Regions from separate parts of the Homo sapiens genome. Here region 2 is linked to region 1. A link is a loop called in an ENCODE intact Hi-C map of the cell type or tissue named here. Cell type or tissue: natural killer cell. All regions are shown on one strand. Each heading gives the region's core, and the rest is flanking DNA. Links, peaks and the distances in the headings are about the cores only.

Region 1 (2,914 bases), core at 126-2,625:
GGCACCAGAGAGATGCAAATTCTCAAGGATGTGGCTCCTAAAATCAAAAGACAGGACAAATGGAGAACTTGCTATGATCACTTCGTGGGAGAGGTTCAACAATGATCATTCTGGGAACTAAAAGCCAGAGTCCCTTGCCAGGACTTATGTTTTGGAGTCCTCTCCAGGGGCAGTGTTCCTCTTCAATGTTCCATCCTAGACTATTGTCTCTTTCTCTGGCCTAACCCACATTTCTTTCTTTGTTCTCTTCCTGATCCTCACAGCCGACTACCCAGACGAGCTGCAGTGCCTGGATGCTCCTGTGCTGAGCCAGGCTGAGTGTGAAGCCTCCTACCCTGGAAAGATTACCAACAACATGTTCTGTGTGGGCTTCCTCGAGGGAGGCAAGGATTCCTGCCAGGTGATTTGACCCCTTCCCATGCTGAGGCTCCCACTGATAACCAGGCCCCACCAGGGAAAATGATTTGAACTCCCAAGGTGGCGGGGCTGAGGAGGCTCCCTGCAGTGCCCCATGGAGAAGTGAGGAAGACTCCTTTGGGCTGCATCCTGTCTGCTTAGGAAGAACAGAGAATGGGCCACCGTGAGAAGGACGTGGAGCCACAGAGCTGGCTGGAAAGGGCTCTTTTAAGGTTCAGAGCAAATGTAGGTGTATTCCTCCTCCATCTCTCTCTTCATACAACTTGTCCCTTCTTCCCCCCAGGGTGATTCTGGTGGCCCTGTGGTCTCCAATGGAGAGCTCCAAGGAATTGTCTCCTGGGGCTATGGCTGTGCCCAGAAGAACAGGCCTGGAGTCTACACCAAGGTCTACAACTATGTGGACTGGATTAAGGACACCATAGCTGCCAACAGCTAAAGCCCCTGGTCCCTCTGCAGTCTCTATACCAATAAAGTGACCCTGCTCTCACTGTCTGTGTCTGTGCCTCCTCCTTCACACTCCTTCACATTGGAAAGCATCCTCCAACCTCAGGTCAGACAGGGCTCTCCCCCTTAAACATAAGAAGAGCCTCCAGCTCCCAAATGTGTTCCATGGTACACTAGATTAACACATACAAAGAGGTGGAATCCAAAAATAAGAAGCTTGGGAGAAAGGGGGGCACTGTTTTCTAGAGAAACGTGTGTTTCAGAAAGGTGGTCTTCGGCAGGGGCTATTGTTTTATTTGGGCTTCTCAGAGTGGTTAGAGCTACTCTGCCTTCAGAACAATCACAGTACAGAAAATGTGTCAGCATCTTCGAGGTGGCCCAAAATATTTGACCAGCTGAAACTTCTTGCTAAAATACAACAATAATTACAAATGCTGCTGGTGATGACGTGACTCTCCCAGGAATGTGTCGGCACCAAACCCTCGACCAAGCCCTCCCTTCTCATTCGCCTGGAAAATCAGACTCAAATAAATCTTCCTGGCCCTCCGACTCTTCCCTTAATTCCCTAGTTCCATCTCTGTGAGCAGGCTAGAGAGATGTTCCACCTACCACAGCGGGAGCCAGACTGCGACTTGGGAATCAAGCCCAGCTCTTCATGCTGCATTTTTATCTTCTTTGCCTTTGGGGTAGGATGCCACAGTGAATCCCACAGCTAACACCAGCTCCTCACTCTGACCAGGGAAAGAAACTACAGAGGGTCAGGATTCACCCATTTGATCAATTAACTGAGAAAGGATTCATTTTCATAAAACTTGCTTGACTTTGAGACACTTCAAGTGAGTTATTTGGGATTCTTTAAAAAAGGTGGAAGGAAAGATCTGAGGACTGTGACACAACCAGCCACTCTGACCACACATTGACTGGCTTGCACCCACTGGACACAGCAGAGGGAGGCAGGCTTCATGGCACTTGCGGCACCTGCCAAAGCCTCCTTCTGGCAATTCTGAGAGGGCCTAAGTTGGGGCCGTAGCTCATCCAAGCTTGTCACCCAAGATCCAAGCAAGCTTCTCTTTGAAATTCCACCTTCACCTTCTGTCCCAAGTGGTTGTGGACATCCCTGGGAGCTGGCGCTAAGGGCCAGGAGCAGCCAAGGGAGACAGACAAGTTCAGAGCACATTTCCAGTTACAGGGAACAGAGCACAGGCCTCCAAGTGTCCATGGAGCAGCGTGCAAATTGCAGGGATGAGTAGAGTAAAACCTCTACATGCAGCACAGCATTCCTGGCAAACACAGGGGACCACAGTACACATGCTGTGGAATACACCCAAGTATGCATCAGACACTTGTTTGGTAAACAGTAAATGTGTAAGATCAATTACCTTGAGAGGGCCATCTGTGCTCCAGACATGTGGTTTGTGTGAGGAGACGGCTACCACTCACTATCTTCAGAGGAAAACAGGGCTCAGGGCTTGCACACAATGGACAGATACACATGGGTCACCCAAAACGTCACTGCATACAAACATCACTTTGTTCAACATGGATTTTGTTTTTATGGAGTCCAAATGCAGACCCTAGTTCACCTTACAGCCTTGGGTTTGTCTGCTTTGGGAGATATATATCCAGTTGATAGACAGACAAGACAGATACATTTTTTCCCTTTCTTACCACAATGTCAATGCCTCATCTGAATATCATCATTACTCAAGAGTCAAGGGAAGAACCAAACGCTTCATATAAACAGGGCTGGGCTGGGCTAGATGGGGAGTGTTAGTTTCCAGTGTTTTCTGTCTCCATTCAGATCATTCCTATCAAAGCCCAGCTGGTCACCTCAAGCCAAGACACAGACATAAGGATCCCAATGGCCTTCCAGATGGCTGCTTCCACCTCCCATCTTGGCCACTAAGACTCTTTACACAGGAAAGTGAGTCACCCCAGTGAGAAGGGTTGCCAGCGGAAATAGGGCATGAAAATCACAGATAACCATGGGATTTCTTCCAAGTGGTCAGTGTAAAATAAACCACCACCACCACCACCGAAAACACAAAAGAAG
Region 2 (2,914 bases), core at 95-2,594, 61 kb after region 1:
AATGTAAAATTTAAAAATTAGGCCCAAAAATTATAGAATAATGGAGAACTTGAGTTGAATAAGTGGATTGATTTTCCAGATGTGCCCCTGCTTTGACCTTTTGTGTGACCTTAAGATCTTTGGGATAAAATATTGACTACAAGGAAGATTTTATATTAAGAGCCTTATTCTTTTTCCTCTTCTCTTCTTTCTCCCTCTGATTTTCATGTCCTGCAGTTCACCCTAGCCAGTTAAATAAAGCCATCACCAATCCACAGAACTATCCTCTTCACTCCCATATTGAACAATGGGGTGTCACCTCCCCTGGGAAGGGGGACAGAGTTTGTTGGGATAGCCATAATAGATAATTATTTCGTTTACTTATCCCTTCTAACTAAGCCTCAATGCTCCCACATAATTATATCACTATTCATCAGATTCACTCTTAATTGGCTGTGTACCTCTAAGCAATATTCACACTTCATATATCCTTACATCTTTATTCTTTGATCCTTTAAAAATCCATAGTATCTCTTGACTCTTCACTTCACAATATGATGATATTGGTATCCTCAAACTTTCCTTTGTTTCTTTTATTTCCTTCCATGCAATACATTTGTCATCTGCACTTTTACTTTCACATTGTCAAGGCTGATAATATTTACATTCTATTAAGTAGCATAATCAAGTATTTTCATGCCTTGTCTATAAGTTGATTCTAAAAGTTGAAACAAATTGTGTTTACATTATTAGGACTTCATAAATAACTGTTCAGCACAAGGTCATACAGATATAATTACAGTTACTCTCTTTTATAATTTGATTTTTTTCCCCTGGAATAAAGTTCTGCTTTTCTTAAAACAGTTGACTTTATCATATCCTCAATTTACTTTTTACGCTATCTACCAAGTAAAATATTCTGCCGTGGCAAAAACCTGCTATTTGTCCCTCCAGTATCTGTTCTCCAATTTCTGCTCTAATAAACCAAAATTAAATTTAGCTTGGAGAGGGACATTCGGGATAAAAAAATGATAAAACTTTTTTTCAGATTTGCTTATATTCAGGTGCAGTCATTGACTTAGTTCTGATGAAGGAATGTAAGGTTCAGTGTTGTGTGCAACTTTCACTAAGAGTCCTAAAAAGAATCTTTTAGTACTGTGTGTCCATTCTTTTTCCCTTCCTCTATTCCGCTTTCTGGTATCTTAGAGGGATAGCTTGCACTCAACCTTGGGCTACTATTAGTACTTCAAGGGGAGCAAAGCAGACCATTGTTCTGGGTCCTAGATTTTGATGTAGCTGCTGCAGCTACTTGAAGTACTTACACTCAGGCTTTTATGTGAACGGAAAATAAACTTCCACCTTGCCAAAACTGCCCTGCAGCCTTCGTAATGGCTCAAGACTGCCTCACTCTGGGCTTCTTTCATGAGAAAAAACAAAACAAAACAAAACAAAACAAAACAAAACAAAGAAAACTTTTTTAGGGGGAGGTTGTTTGAGCTACAGTTATTTAACATCTCTTCCTAGCAGAAAAATTATAACCTAACTGACATAAACTCAGAAAGAATATCATTGTTTTGAACAAGTGCTTGACTCATTTACTTCATAAAGCAATACATGGAGGATGTTCAGAGTTTATTCTGGGTCACAGATGTAGGAAACTAAGTAAGACACAAGGACAGCTGGAGTGAGTCTAGTGAAACATATTCCTAATCAAATGAATTTTAGACTGGACGTCAATGGAAAACTATGGCTTCATTTAACTGGCTAGGGTGGACTTCAGGACACAAAAATCAGAGGAAGAAAGAAGAAAGGAGGAAAAAAATAAGGCTTTTAATATAAAATTATCCATGTAGTCAATATTTTATCCCAAAGATCTTGAGGTCACAGAAAAGGTCAAAATGGAGGCACAGCTGAATCAATCCACTTATTCAACCCAAGTTCTCCATTTTCCTCCAATTTCTGGACCTAATTTTTTAATTTTACTTTCACCTTTCCATATCCAAGATTATCCCTTTACCCACAATATCACCCTACTTCTGCTCACTTTATTCTTTTCAAAGCTCTGTCCTTCCTCCCTGCCAGCTTGAGATAAAAATCCTCAGAGCTCTTGAGTAGACCAGAAATCTGGCCTCTGTGTACCTTTGTCATATTCATATATAGACACAGTGGGAGTGGGGGGTGAGTAGAAAATCACTTAGCCACAGTGATGGTGTACAGGAAAGAGAGGACAGCAGTCTTATGGATAAATTGCTTACACGCAGATGCTCAGCTGAATCTGTAATGAAAAGGAAATCTGAATGCTTGGCCAAGGAGAAGTAAATTCCCTGAGGTCAATCCTTTGTTGTTCTCTTTGATCTTCAGTAATGGGTCAATCAGACCACCTGCCCCGAAGCTTAGATGCTGTCCACATGATTTGCTTGCTGTCACTGTGTCCTAGCCAGAGTCTTGGGATTTAGGTTACTCTCGCATTTAAGAGGCCTTTATTGGGAGAAAGGATAATAATACTTAACAATTATATTCTACTTATATGCCACTTCTGTGTATTTTTACATATATTATCTAATATAATCCTCCCAACCAACCTGAGATACAGGCAGGTGGTTCATTTTAAAAATAATTTATCATTTTAAAAATAAAATGTACTGTATATTTAGTTTATGATAGGCATGTATGAAGTATATGTTTAATCTTTACAACAGCCCAAGACTTAGACCATGTTTTACAGTTGAGTCAACCAGGGCACCCAGTTAGTAAGTGCTACTGGTATATAAATAAATTGTTAATGATTTTTTAAAATGCTAATGCCTACTGCTGATGGCCTGTGAGACAGTAGGGTGTGTATTTCTGTAGAGCAATTTGCTATACGTACATGAAGTCATAAAAAAGCAAATATTTTCTGACTTGGCAAATTTGCTTCAAAGAATTTGATCCAAGA

What was found. A loop is a pair of places that touch in the nucleus more often than their neighbours do. Peaks named below come from ENCODE experiments on the same cell type or tissue, not always from the same donor. Only the 100,000 strongest peaks of a DNase experiment are listed, where the experiment ranks them.
Region 2: it touches region 1 in a loop (4-fold over the local background); 3 of 110 quality-filtered maps call a loop at or near these places.

The regions. Positions count from the first base shown.
Region 1 is chr7:142,773,656-142,776,569 of GRCh38, forward strand. It overlaps PRSS2 (serine protease 2), which reads left to right. Exons shown (of 5, transcript NM_002770.4): 4 at 264-400; 5 at 701-905. The coding sequence ends at 853. It also overlaps TRB. Among named protein-coding and RNA genes, the nearest start is that of PRSS2, 4.1 kb to the left of the region's middle. In natural killer cell, for the core only: no CTCF peak of the experiment used is centred there; no DNase peak of the experiment used is centred there.
Region 2 is chr7:142,834,327-142,837,240 of GRCh38, forward strand. No RefSeq gene overlaps it. Among named protein-coding and RNA genes, the nearest start is that of EPHB6, 19 kb to the right of the region's middle. In natural killer cell, for the core only: no CTCF peak of the experiment used is centred there; a DNase peak (open chromatin) is centred at 1,355.